2 separate regions of the Homo sapiens genome follow, and region 1 is linked to region 2. Evidence: read pairs that join two places in POLR2A ChIA-PET (ENCODE). Cell type or tissue: HepG2. All regions are shown on one strand. Links, peaks and the distances in the headings refer to the core of each region. The heading gives the core; the rest is flanking DNA. Region 1 has its middle 15 kb from the start of TENT5B. Region 2 overlaps NUDC (nuclear distribution C, dynein complex regulator).

Evidence for each region. Peaks named below come from ENCODE experiments on the same cell type or tissue, not always from the same donor. Only the 100,000 strongest peaks of a DNase experiment are listed, where the experiment ranks them.
Region 1: POLR2A ChIA-PET joins it to region 2 with 6 read pairs; 5 of 35 experiments call an interaction of 5 or more read pairs at or near these places.

The regions. Positions count from the first base shown.
Region 1 is chr1:27,024,795-27,031,141 of GRCh38, reverse strand. No RefSeq gene overlaps it. Among named protein-coding and RNA genes, the nearest start is that of TENT5B, 15 kb to the right of the region's middle. In HepG2, for the core only: no CTCF peak of the experiment used is centred there; a DNase peak (open chromatin) is centred at 3,331; H3K4me3 peaks cover 1,180 bases.
Region 2 is chr1:26,934,039-26,942,220 of GRCh38, reverse strand. NUDC (nuclear distribution C, dynein complex regulator) reads right to left here. Exons shown (of 9, transcript NM_006600.4): 3 at 561-764; 4 at 403-468. Among named protein-coding and RNA genes, the nearest start is that of NUDC, 16 kb to the right of the region's middle. In HepG2, for the core only: no CTCF peak of the experiment used is centred there; a DNase peak (open chromatin) is centred at 3,880.

The DNA.
Region 1 (6,347 bases), core at 1,348-6,347, 89 kb before region 2:
AAAAAAAAAAAAAAAAAAAAAAATAGCTGGGCTTGGTGGCGTGCGCCTGTAGTCCTAGCTACTCGGGAGGCTGAGGCAGGGAGGATCGCTTGAACCCAGGAGGCAGAGGTTGCAGTGAGCCGAGATCGCGCCACTGCACTCCAGCCTGGTGACAGAGCAAGACTCCGTCTCAAAAAAAAAAAAAAAAAAAAAAAAAAAGACAGACAAGGCCAAGGCCAGGCACGGTGGCTCATGCTTGTAATCCCAGCACTTTGGGAGGCCGAGGAGGGCGGATCACTTGAGCCCAGGAATTCAAGACCAGCCTGGGCAACACTGTGAGACCCAGTCTCTACAAAAAAAAAAAAAAAAAAAAAAAAATTAGCCAGGTGTGGTGGCGTGCACCTGTAGTCTCAGCTACTGGTGAGGCTGAGGTGGGAGAATAGATTCAGCCCAGGAGGCAGAGGTTGCAGTAACCCTTGATTGAGCCACTACACTCTAGACTGGGCAACAGAGCGAGGCTCTGTCTCAAAATAAATAAATAAATAGGCTGGGCGCAGTGGCTCACGCCTGTAATCCTAGCACTTTGGGAGGCCGAGGCGCACCTGAGGTCAGGAGTTTAAGACCAGCGTAGCCAACATGGTGAAACCCCGTCTCTACTAAAAATACAAAAATTAGCCAGGCGTCGGCCAGGCGCGGTGGCTCACGCCTGTAATCCCAGCACTTTGGGAGGCCGAGGCGGACGGATCACAAGATCAGGAGATCAAGACCATCCTGGCTAACATAGTGAAACCCGTCTCCTCTACTAAAAATACAAAAAAAATTAGCCGGGCATGGTGGTGGGCGTCTGTAGTCCTAGCTACTCGAGAGGCTGAGGCAGGAGAATGGCGTGAACCCAGGAGGCGGAGCTTGCAGTGAGCCGAGATCACGCCACTGCACTCCAGCCTGGGCGACAGAGTGAGACTCCATCTTAAAAAAAAACAAAACAAAACAAAAGAAAAAAATTAGCCAGGCGTGGTGTCACATGCCTGTAATCCTAGCTACTTGGGAGGCTGAGGCAGGAGAATCACTTGAACCCGGGAGGAAGGGGTTGCAGTGAGCCAAGATCACGCCATTGCACACCAGCCTGGACAATAAGAGTGAATAAGAGTGAAACTCCATCTCAAAAAAAAAAAAAAATTAGTAGTGTATAAATAGACCACATAATCTATGAATTGTATTCCATTATAGGAAAGGGGCATTGCAAGATACTTGTTACAAAAGGGGGCGTGAGGCCTGCTGGGGCTGGGAACCCACTGAGGAACACTCACTCCTGTTTTCAATCAACAGCATGGCTCTGAGGAAACAGAAGCAGGAACTAAATGGCGCTTGAATCTGAGGAGCTTCTACCCTGGCAGGCGAGATGAGATAGAGACGCAAATCGCCACCTTCCTGAGCCTCAGTTTCTTCACCTGTGAAATGGGCTTTCTCACCACTCACCTCTGCCTGCCTCCCTGCAGGGTCGGATCAGATGGGCCGAACCAGCTTCTAGACAGGGAGGGGCTTCATGAGCCGCTCCACACCTGAGGGAAGGGAGATTGGAACATCTGCCCTGCTCACATCGTGCCAGGGACAGCTCAGGCTTCTGTGCCTATCTTGGTCTTCAGACTCCAGCCTCTGGCCCTGCAGATTCTCTCTCAGGGCCTCGTCTGCTTTCTCTGGTGTCCCTCTCTCTTCCACCTTCCTTCTCCACTCCCCTGTATCCCCGCACCACCGAAATCCACACCTGTCTGAAGCTTGTACCAAATTAGCAAATTGGCAGTTTCTGAGGAGGGCAAGCCAGCCTTGACTACATACCAGACACTGCTCACACACTGGGTCTTTTATGCTAGCCCTGAGAGGTAGATGGTGATGACCTAATGAATAGAGGAGAACACCAAGGCTCAGTGAAGGGGAAGGGTTCGCACCCAGGTCACCCAGCCAATAAGAGGCCAAGATGGGATAAGAACTGGAGCTTTGGCCGGGCATGGTGGCTCACGCCGGTAATCCCAGCACTTTGGGAGGCCAAGGTGGGTGGATCACCTGAGGTCAGGAGTTCAAGACCAGCCTGACCAACATGGAGAAACCCCATCTCTACTAAAAATACAAAATCAGCCAGGCGTGGTGGCATATGCCTGTAATCCCAGCTACTTGGGAGGCTGAGGCAGGAGAATCGCTTGAACCCTGGAGGTGGAAGTTGCGGTATGCCGAGATCACGCCATTGCACTCCAGCCTGGGCAACAAGAGAGAAACTCTGTTTCAAAAAAAAAAGAAAAAAAAAAAAGAAGAAGAACTGGAGCTTTGACTGGGCACGATGGCTTATGTCTGTAATCCCGGATCGCTTGAGCCTAGGAGTTCAAGACCAGCCTGGGCAACATCTCTACAAAAAATACAAAACTTAGCTGGGTGTGGTGGCGAGTGCCTGTAGTCCCAGCTACTCAGGAGGCTGACAGGGGAGGCTGGCTTGAGCCCTGGAGGTTGACGCTGCAGTGAGCTGTGATTGTGCCACTGCACTCCCAGCCTGGGCTACAGAGTGAGACCCTGTCTCAAAAATATTTTTAAAAATGTTTTAAAAGTACACACACTCAAGAGGGGAGTGTGGGTGTACTCAAGAAAGTCACACAAGGGGCTTTGTGGTTTCTATTTTTTTTTTTTTTTTGAGGCAGAGTTTCGCTCTTGTTGCCCAGGCTGGAGTGCAACGGTATGATCTCGGCTCACTACAACCTCCGCCTCCCGGGTTCAAGTGATTCTCCTGCCTCAGCCTCCCGAGTAGCTGGGATTACAGGCACGTGCCACCACGCCCGGCTAATTTTTTATTTTTAGTAGAAACGGGGTTTCACCATATTGGCCAGGCTGGTCTCAAACTCCTGATCTCATGTGATCTGCCCACCTTGGCCTCCTAAAGTGTTGGGATTACAGGCGTGAGCCACTGTGCCCAGCTGTGGTTTCTATTTTTATAGGTTTCTTTAACCAAGGGGTGGAATATTTATGAAAGTTACTGGAAAAAGGTGGAGATTTCTTGGAACTGTGGTGCCACCCATTTTTACACCAAATATGGGAACTATAGTGGTGCTGGTGGGTGTGTGATTTTTAGTATGTTAATAAGCGTATAATGAGGTCCTAGGAGAAACCTGGGTCAAATCCAGCACCATGCTGTGTCCAGTTGGTCTCAGCCAGCTTGCTCCATGCCCTGATTGTTCAGGGTCTTATGAGCCCCTAGCTTCTGCAGTTATTTCAACAGCTTCCTTTTGCTAGTCATGTGAAACTGCTGCCTGGAATTTTCCATTCTTCTGCGACCCATGTTAGTCCTGTCTCACCTTCACTCATCCCGTGAATATTTACTGAGCACACACAGGTTTCCAGGTGCTGGATTACATAGAAAACAAAATCCCTGCTCTCCTGGAGCTTTGGTTCCAGGGGCGGGAAATGGGGCAATAAATAGGTAAATACGCAGCATGGTAGATGGTGTTAGGTGCTTTGGAAATAGAGAAGAGGCTAGCAGGTGTGGGGAGCGAGGGCGCCATTCTAATTGGATAGTCAGAGAAGGCCTCCCTGAGAACAGGAGACATGGAGAAGACGACCTGGAGGAATTGAGAGAGCAGCCATGTGGGGATCAAAGGAGACCGTGCCAGGCAGATGGAAGAGCAGTCGCAAGGCCCTGAGGTGGGAGCGTGCCTGGCATGGTTGAGGAACATCAGGGAGGCCAGTGTGGCTGCCCCCGATAAGGGAAGGGGTGTGGGAGGAGATTTCGGCTTGTATTCCAAATGAGAAGGAGGCATTAAAATGACATGATCTGACTTGTGTTTAGAAAGGATCACACTGGCTTGCTGGGATGAAAACACTGTAGGCGACAAGCACGACGGCAGAAAGGCTCCAAAAATCCTGGAGAGTGGGGCGTGGCTTAGACCGCAGAGATGGCAGTAAGCTGGAGGTGGGGCCAAGATGTGGTCAGGGCCTGTTTGGGTTCTGAAGGCAGAGCCACAGGGCTTGCTGACGAATGAGAAAGTGCAGCGTGAGAGAAAAAGGAGTGGAAAGTGGCTTCAGAGTTTGGGGCCAAGAACTGGAATTTGCCATTTGCTAGGACTTCAGTTCGAGAAGTCAACATTGAACGTGCAAAATTTGAGATGACTACAAACATGAAAGTAGAGATGTTGACTAAAATTAAATAAATGAGCCTGGAGTCCCAGACAGAGCTCTGGACTGGAATATATAAATTTGGGATTTTGGGAGAGAGAGGTTGCAGTGAACCGAGATCACACCACTGTACTCCAGCCCGGGTGACAGAGTGAGTGAGATGTCGTCTCAAAAAATAAATAAATAAATAAATAAATAAATAAATAATAAATAAATCTGGGATTTGCCAGCACAGAGATGGTATTTCAAGCTTGAGACTGGTGAGATCACCAAGGGAATGAGTGTAGACAGAAAAGAGAAGACCAGGGAATAAGTCCTGGGCATTTTATTCTTTAGAGGCTGAGTGGATTCGGAGGAAACCACAGCAGTCAGTGAAACAGAAGGAAAACTAGGACACTGTGGTGTCTTTGAAGGCAAGGGAAGGTCCGCACATGGTGGCTGACACCTGTAATCCCAGCACTTTGGGAGGCTGGGGCGGGTGGATCACTTGAGGCCAAGAGTTTGAGACCAGCCTGGCCAACATGGAGAAACCCACATCTCTACCAAAAAATACAAAAATTAGCTGGGCGTGGTGGCCTGCGTGTGTAGTCCCAGCTATGCCAGAGGCTGAGGCACCAGAATCACTTGAATCTGAGACGGAGGTTGCAGTGAGCAGAGATCACGCCACTGCACTCCAGCCCAGGTGACAGAGCAAGACTCTGTCTCAAAAAAAAAAAAAAAAAAGCCAAAGGTAGAAAGTATTACAAGGGGCCAGGCACATTGGCTCACGACTGTAATCCCAGAATTTTGGAAGGCCGAGGTGGGCGGATCACCTGAGGTCAGGAGTTCAAGACCAGCCTGGTCAAGATGGTGAAACCCTGTCTCTACTAAAAATACAACAATTAGCTGGGCGTGGTGGTGGGCACCTGTAATCCCAGCTACTCGGGAAGCTAAGGCAAGAGAATCACTTGAACCTGGGAAGCAGAGGTTGCAGTGAGCAGAGATCGCACCGCTGCACTCCACCCTGAGTGACAAAGTGGGAATCCATCTCAAAAAAAAAAAAGAAAGAAAGTATTACAAAGAAGGAATGATTAGCTGTGTCTTGGGCAATTTAGAGATTAAATAAAATATGAGGATTAATAATTAATAATTAAAATGGGAGAAAATTTTGCAAATCATATAAGGGACTGTATCTAGAATAAAGAACCCTTACAACTCAATGATAATAAATAGCACAATTTAAAAATGGGCAAAGGAACTGAATTGACATTTCTCCAAAGATACAGATGACCGATAAGCACATGAAAAGATGCTCACCTCCTTAGCCATCAGGAAAATACAGTCAAAACCACAATGAGACACCATTTCACACCCATCAGGATGGCTATAGTCAAAAAGGACAGTAATCAACAAGTGTTGGTGAGGATGTGGAGAAACTGGAGTCCTCAAACACTGCTAGTGAGAATGAAAAATGGTGCAGCTGCTTTGGAAAACAGTCTGGCAGTTCCTCAAAGGGCTAAACAAAAAAATTACCTTATGACCAACATTTCTACTCCTGAGTATATACTGAAGAGAAATGAAAACATATAGGCCAGGCGCGGTGGCTCATGCCTGTAATCCCAGCACTTTGGGAGACTGAGACAGGTGGATCCCTTGAGGTCAGGAGTTCGAGACCAGCTGGCCAACATGGCAAAACCCCATCTCTACTAAAAATACAAAAATTAGCCGGGTGTCATGGTGCACGCCTGTAATCCCATCTACTTGGGAGGCTGAGGCAGGAGAATCGCTTGAGCCCAGGAGGCAGAGGTTGGAGTGAGCCAAGATCGCACTATTGCACTCCAGCCTGGGTGACAGAGCCAGACTCCATCTCAAAATAAATAAATAAATAGTTTTTTTAAAAAAATGGATGAATTATGCCAGGCGCGGTGACTCACGCCTGTAATCCCAGCACTTTGGGAGGCCAAGATGGGGGGATCACAAGGTCAGGAGATCAAGACCATCCCGGCTAACACAGTGAAACCCCATCTCTACTAAAAACACAAAAAATTAGCTGGGCGTGGTGGCGGGCGCCTATAGTCCCAGCAACTCGGGAGGCTGAGGCAGGAGAATGGCGTGAAGCCGGGAGGCAGAGCTTGCAATGAGCCGAGATCGCGCCACTGTACTCCAGCCTGGGCAAAAGAGCAAGACTCCGTCTCAAAAAAAAAAAAAAAAAAAAAGGATGAATTATATGTTATGTGATT
Region 2 (8,182 bases), core at 1,310-6,309:
CTCCCGGGTTCAAGCAATTCTCTGCCTCAGCCTCCCGAGTAGCTGGGATTACGGGCGCCCACCACCATGCCTGGCTAATTTTTGTATTTTTAGTAGAGATGGGGTTTCACCATCTTGGCCAAGTTGGTCTTGAACTCCAGACCTCGTGATTTACCCACCTCGGCCTCCCAAAGTGCTGGGATTACAGGTGTGAGCCACTGCGCCTGGCAGGTTTTTATTTTTTTAACCTGGATCCTTTGGTTCAATGTCTCTGAGTGTGATCTTAAAGTATGGGGAAGATTCCCAAAGCCAGGAGGGGAGGGGATAGGATAAGGAAGGGTATTCCAGAGAAAGCAGTAGGCAGGAGATTTCCTGTAAGTTCCAAGCTCCTGGCTCATCCCAAGTCCCTGCAGTCCATCTCACCTGCTTCCCTGGGGAGTCAAGGCTGCCGTTCTTGAGCTGGGCCTCATGATTCTCTGCATCCTTTTTCTGGGGCAAAGAGCACAGCAGTTGGCAACAGGACCCCACTGCTCAGTGCCAGGGGGGATCTGAGGGGTGGAGAAGGGAAGCCCACCCTTCACCTGGTCAATCTCTAGCTGCAGCCTCTCTGCCTCTTCATCAGTTAGCTCCTTGATCTGGGGCCCTGAGGTCTCTGACTTGGCTTCCTTGGCCAGTCTGGCCGCCCGCTCCGCCTTCTCCCGCCGCTCGGCCTCCTGCCGGGCTCTCTTCTCCCGCCGGGTCTTCTGTGCCAGCTGATTGTGGTGGCTGAAAGTCTGTGTGATAAGCTGGAGAGGGAAGAAAGGCCATGAGGCATCAGAGCAGGGGACAGTGTCCCACAGCCTGGAGTCCAGCCCCACTCTCTACCTGCTGGGTGCAAGGGCAAAGCACTGCACCCAGAAACTCGGTTTCCTCATGTGCAAAATGAGGAAAATACATCTATCTCATAGGGTTGTAATGACAATACCTGCAAAGCACCTGTCTCAATAAACTGGCTGTTTTAAAAAGTGATGCTTGGCCGGGCGCGCTGGCTCACACCTGTAATCCCAGCACTTTGGGAGGCTGAGGAGGGTGGATCACAAGGTCAAGACCATCCTGGCCAACATGGTGAAACCCTGTCTCTACCAAAAATACAAAAAAAAAAAAAAAAAAAAAAAAAGCTGGGCATGGTGGCGGGGGCCTGTAATCCCAGCTACTCGAGAAGCTGAGGTGGGAGAATCGCTTGAACCTGGGAGGCAGAGGTTGCAGTGAGCAGAGATCGTGCCACTGCACTCCAGCCTGGTGACAGAGCAAGACTCCATCTCAAAAAAAAATAATAATAATAAATAAAGGAATTGGAGACTAATCTGGCCAACATGGTGAAACCCCGTCTCTACTAACAATACAAAAAAATTAGCCAGGCGCGGTGGCGTGCGCCTGTAATCCCAGCTACTCAGGAGGCTGAGGCAGGGGAATTGCTTGAACTAGGGAGGTGGAGGTTGCAGTGAGCTGAGATCAGGCCACTGCACTCCAGCATGGGTGACAAAGCGAGACTCTGTCTCAAAAAAACCAAAACAAAAAAAGTGGCGCTGTTTAAAGTAAAAACTCAAGCCTCAGTCCCTCACAAGCCTTTCCTGAGTTCTCAGGCCCACTCCTCTGACTAATCACTCTTACTCTTAGTGCATCCTGTCTCCAAGACCACAGTCCAGCTATGCAAGACTTGACACCACACCCAAAAAGGACACGTTAGCAGAAAGCCAGGGAGCTTTTTTTTTTAATTTTTTTTTTTGAGATGGAGTTTCACTCTTGTTGCCCAGGCTGGAGTGCAGTGGCGTGATCTTGGCTCACTGCAAGCTCCGCCTCCCGGGTTCAAGTGATTCTCCTTCCTTAGCCTCCCGAGTAGCTGGGATTATAGGCATGTGCCACCACGCCTGGCTAATTTTGTATTTTTAGTAGAGATGGGGTTTCTCCATGTTGGTCAGGCTGGTCTCGAACTCCTGACCTCCAGTGATCCGCCTGCCTCAGCCTCCCAAAGTGCTGGGATTATAGGTGTGAGCCACCGTGCCCGGTCAAAGTGCTGGGATTATAGGTATGAGCTACCGCGCCAGGTCAAAGCCAGGGAGCTTTCTTGAAGGAAGAGCCTGTTCACCCTCTCTCCAGCAAGCAAGCTATCAACTTCAAATCCTTTTTCTCCACTACACCTTCCCAGGAGGTTTCCACTCCAGGATGTGCTAGCCAGCCTCCCTGCTACCCAAGGACAACCCTCCACCCATACTATTGCCACCTGTCATTATTTGGCTCCTGGCCTTAGACAAGTGAACAACTTTGACTCTTTCTAAGCCTGTTTCCTTATCCGTCATGAGGATTGAGTATGACAGCACAAATCAAGAGCCTAGTGAGGTCCACATCACAGGGTTCCCCTGACCTGCAGCATCAGCATCACCTGGAACCTGTTAGAAACGCTAAATCTTAAGCCCCACTCCAGATCTACTGGATCAGAAATTCTGGGGTATGGCCAGGCAATCTGTATTTTTAACAAGCCCTCCTGGCCAATTTCCATGCATACTTCAAAATCACACCTAGATTTGAGTTCCTGGTCTACTCTTACCTGCGTGACCCTGAGGTCATGTCTCTGTGCCTCTATCTTGTTATTATTATTATTATTTTTGAGGCATGGTCTCACTCACCCAGGCTGGAATGCATTCGACCTCCCTGGGCTAAGGTGATCCTCCCACTTCAGCCTCCCCAGTGGCTGGGACTATAAGTACATGCCACCATGCCTGGCTAATTTTTGTATTTTTTTATAGAGACAAGGTTTTGCCATGTTGCCCAGGCTGGTCTCAAACTCCTGGGTCAAGTGATCCACCTGCCTCATCTTCCCAAAGTGCTGGGATTACAAGTGTAAGCCATTATGCCTGGTCTAAGTTATTATCTCTAAAAACAGTCTTGGCCAGGTGTGGTGGCTCATGCCCGTAATCCCAGCACTTTGGGAAGATGAGGCAGGTGGATCACTTGAGGCTGAGGCGGGCAGATCACCTGAGGTCAGGAGTTCTTGACCACCCTGGCCAACATGGTAAAACCCTGTCTCTACTAAAAATCCAAAAATGAGCCCGGTGTGGTGGCACACGCCAGTAGTCCCAGCTACCTGGGAGGCTGAGGTGGGGGAATCACTTGAACCCGGGAGGCAGAGGTTGCAGTGAGCAGAGATCGCGCCACCAGCCTGGGTAACAGAGGGAGACCCTGTCTCAAAATAAATAAAAGCAATCTTGGCATGTGTTGTTCTTTGCCTAGAATGTCTCATCCCCATTCTCAGGTCACCTGGCAAACCAATTCATCCTCCATGACCAGTCAAGTGTCAAAGTTTCACCTCTGGCCAGGAACATACCCTTAGGACACTCAACTCAATGCCAACCCATACACAGTGTGCATGTGCACACATACGCACATACCCCTAGAGGCCTTGCAGGGCACTTGCCATGTGATCAGTGGTCAATAAACCCTCTTTCAAGCATCTCTAAGGCAGAACTGCAGGGAAAGCTCTGCAGGGGCTCAAGGTCACAGAAGTCACCCACGGGCCCCCAGACCTGGGGTTCTGCTAAATGCCCTGTGGATTCTCACCCATTTGACGCCAAATTCTCCTGCTATGCCCAAACCCCCTGTCCCATGCCACACCACAGTAGCTCCACACTCTACAAGGTTAAAGAACACCAAACGTACCCCCTAAACCACAAATTAAACTGGTAGGGGAGGCCATTCTGCTGTCAGTAGAAACAATAGGTCATAATTACACCAGCAGAGGCTGTTCCACCACAAGGCCTTGGTCCTAAGTCCCTAATCAGAGAGACCTTGAACTAAAGGCATTTGCCAACCAGTGGCCAAAGGGAGGTGGGAGCAGGGCCCTCCCCTCTCCCAGCTCCACTGAATCATGTCACATCCCATTTGTACTTCCTTCCTAGCTCCTGGAGGTTAAGCAAGGGCAGAGCTAAACCACCAGGCAGAGTCAAGGCCAATCACAGCAGCCTCTGACCCATCCTCCCATCAGCCTGACCTAGGCCCAGCCTCAGACAGATAACCCCAGGGTTGTGGAAGCTTACCCAGAGGCTGTCACCGACTCAAGCTTCGGTCACTGGACACATCTTTGGGAACCACAGCCAACCAGGGTGGGGAGGGCTGGGCCTGCTCTAAATCCAAGCCTGTCACTCTCCCCCAGAAGAGGCCCAGGACAGTACAGGCATGTGCCACCATGCCAGCCTTCTCAAATACTTTTCAGAAGGCAGAAGAATTTTATGAAATAGCTGTTATTCAAATGCTAATCCAGGTCGGGCACGGGGGCTCCCATCTGTAATCCCAGCACTTTGGGAAGCAGAGGCAGACAGATCACTTGAGCCCAGGAGTTTGAAACCAGCCTGGGCAACATAGGAAGACCCTGTCTCTATAAAAAATACAAAAATTAGCTGAGTGTAGTGGTACCTGTAGTTCCAGCTACTCGAGAGACTGAGGCAGGGGGATTGCTTGAGCCTGGGAGGTCAAGACTCCAGTGAGCCATGATCACATCACTGCACCCCAGCCTGGGTGACAGAGCAAGACTCTGTCTCAAAAAAACAAACAAATAAATAGAAATAAAAATAAATAAATAAAATGCTAGTGCACTGAGGAACTACATCTGTGCAAATAATTTAAGTTTACCAGGTACAGTGGCTCATACCGGTAATCCCAGCACTTTGGAAAGGCCGAGGCGGGCAGATCGCTTGAGCTCAGGAGGTTAAGACCAGCCTGGGCAACGTGGTGAGACCCCGTCTATACCAAAAATACGAAAATATTAGCCAGACACGGTGGCATATGCCTGCAGTCCCAGCTACTCGGGAGGCTAAGATGGAAGGACTGCTTGAGCCTGGGAGCCGGAGGTTGCTGTGAACTGAAGGTTACAGTGAGCCGAGATTGCGCCGCTGCACTACAACCTGCGTGAGAGTGAGAACCTGTCTCAAAACAAAAACCCCCCTAAACAATGGGGTTTGGAGTTTCTAGGGTGGTGAACACATCAAGGTGTCGGGAGGGTGGCACACCCAGAGAGGGTACGGAGGCTCCAGGCCCCACCCCCATACCTAGCCCTACACAGCTATTTGGCTGTTCCTGAAGTTATGTCTTTTATAATAAACAAGTAACAGTAAATAAAGCACTTTCCTGAGTTTTGAATCATTCTAGCAAATTATTAAACCTGAAAAGGTGGTCATGGCAAACCCCAGTTTACAGCTGGTTGGTCAGAAGTACACGAGGCAATTTGGAACTTATAACTGGTGTGTCAAGTGGGCACTGTCTTATGGGACTGAGTCCTTAACCTGTGGAGTCTGCAGTAATTCTGGGTAGTTACGGTCAGAATTCAATTGAATTGTAGGATACCCAGTTGGTGTCCAGAGAACTGGAGAACTGGTCGTCGAGTGGTGGAAAAACCCCACACATTTGGTGTCAGAACGGCTGTGAGTAAAAACCATTCTTAGGATGCAATACGCAAAATCCAGATTGTGGGAAACTTTGCCAGGACAAACGACCCTTTATTCAAAAAACAAATTGCAAGGAAAAAAGAGGTCTCTTGTGTTTTATTTTTTAAATCTTAAAATTTTTTTTTGTAGGCCAGGTAGGGTGACTCACGCCTGTAATCCCAGCGCTTCGGGAGGCCAAGGTGGGTGGATCACCTGAGGTCAGGATTTAGACCACTGGAGTTCGAGACCAGCCTGGCCAACAAGGTGAAACCCTGCCTCTACTAAAAATACAAAAATTAGGCTGGGCTCGGTGGCTCACACCTGTAAACCAGGCACTCTGGGAGGCCGAGGCAGGCGGATCACCTGAGGTCGGGAGTTCAAGACCAGCCTGACCAACTTGGAGAAACCCTGTCTCTACTAAAAATACAAAAATTAGCTGGGCGTGGTGGCGCATGCCTGTAATCCCAGCTACTTGGGAAGCTGAGGCAGGAGAATTGCTTGAACCCAGGAGACAGATGTTGTGGTGAGCCGAGATCAGGACACCGTACTCCAGCCTGGGCAACAACAGCAAAACTCCATCTCAAAAAAAAAAAAAAAAAAAAAAAAAAAAAAAAAAAAAAAAATATATATATATATATATATATATATATATATTAGCCGGGCGTGGTGGTGGGTGCCTGTAATCCCAGCTACTTGGGAGGCTGAGGCAGAAGAACTGCTTGAACTCAGGAGGCGGAGGCTGCAGTGAGCCAAGATCATGCCACTGCACTCACGCCTCAGCACCAGAGACTCCAAGTCAAAAAAAAACAAAACATTTTTTTTTTGTAGAGATGGAGTCTCATTATATTACCCAGGCTGGTCTTCAACTCCTGGGCTCAAGTGATCCTACCACCTCAGCCTCCCAAAGTGCTGTGATTACAGGCCTGAGCCACTGTGCCTGACCCTTAATTTTTTGTTTTTGTCTTTGTTTGAGGTCTCTTAATTTACAGGTTTCTATCACCCAGTGTAAAGTGTGAACCTTACTTGAATTAGGAATCAAACAATCGTAATCAAATACCCAATAAAAAAGACAAATGTCTTGACTAGATGATATATGATATCATCTAGTTCTGTGTCCCCACCCAAATCTCATCTTGAATTGTAGTTCCCATAATCCCCACATGTCATGGGAAGGACCTGGTGGGGGGTAATTTGAATCATGGGGGTGGCTACCCCCATGCTGCTTTCTTGATAGTGAGTTATCATGAGATCTGATGATTTTACAAGGGGCTTTTCCGCCTTTGCCTGGCACTTCTCCTTCCTGCCACCTTGTAAAGGTGGTACCTGCTTCCCCTTCACCTTCCACCCTGACTGTAAGTTTCCTAAGGCTTCCTCAGCCATGCAGAACTATGAGTCAATTAAACCTCTTTCCTGGCCATAGTACATGAGGGTTCTGTATTAGTCTGTTCTCATGCTGCTATGAAGGAATACCCTAGACTGGGTAATTTATAAAGAAAAGAGGTTTACGGCTGGGCACGGTGGCTCACGCCTGTAATCCCAACACTTTGGGAGGCCAAGGGGGCACGGAACACCTGACGTCAGGAGTTCGAGACCAGGTTGGCCAACACAGTGAAACCCTGTCTCTACTAAAAATACAAAAATTAGCCAGGCGTGGTGGCAGGCACCTGTAATCCCAGCTACTTGGGAGGCTGAGGCAGGAGAATCGCTTGAACCCAGGAGGCAGAGGTTGCAGTGAGCTGAGATCGCCCCACTGCACTCCAGCCTGGGTGACAGAGCGAGACTCTGTCTCAAAAGAAAAAAAAACAAAAAACAAAAACAAAAAAACCTGTCCTGGCCGGGCGCGGTGGTTCACGCCTGTAATCCCAGCACTTTGGGAGGCCAAGGCAAGTGGATCACGAGGCCAGGAGATCGAGACCATCCTGGCTAACACGGTGAAACCCCGTCTTTACTAAAAACACAAAAAATTAGCCGGGCATGGTGGGGGGTGCCTGTAGTCCCAGCTACTGGAGGCTGAGGCAGGAGAATGGCGTGAACCCAGGAGGCGGAGCTTGCAGTGAGCCCAGATTGCACCACTGCACTCCAGCCCGGGCGACAGAGCGAGACTCCATCTCAAAAAAAAAAAAAAACCTCTGTCCTTTATAAATTACCCAGTCTTGGGTATTTCTTCACAGCAGCATGAGAACGAAGTAATACCTTGTCACAGATGAGCTTTGGACTGGGACTTATGGGTTAATGCAGAAATGAATTAAGACTTTGTGGGGCTGTTGGAAGGGCATGATTGTGTTTTGAAATGTGAAGACATGAGATTTGGCGGGGGTACCAGGGGCAGAATGATACCGTTTGGCTCTGTTTCCCCACCCAAATCTCACCTTGAATTGTAATTCCCACATGTCAAAGGCAGTACCAGGTGGAGGTAACTGAATCACCAGGATGGTTTCCCCCATGCTGTTCTCATGATACGAGTGAGTTCTCACAAGATCTGATGGTTTTATTAGCGTCTGGCATTTCTTCTGCTGGCACTCATTCTCTCTCCTGCCAATCTGTGAAGAAATGCCTTCTTCCATGATTTTAAGTTTCCTGAGGCCTCCCCGGTCATGCAGAACTCTGAGTCAATTAAACCTCTTTTTTTTCTTCTTTGAGACGGAGTCTCGCTCTCTCGACAGGCTGGAGTGCCATAGCACAATCTCGACTCACTGCAACCTCTGCCTCCCACGTTTAAGCGATTCTCTTGCCTCAGCCTCCTAAGTGGC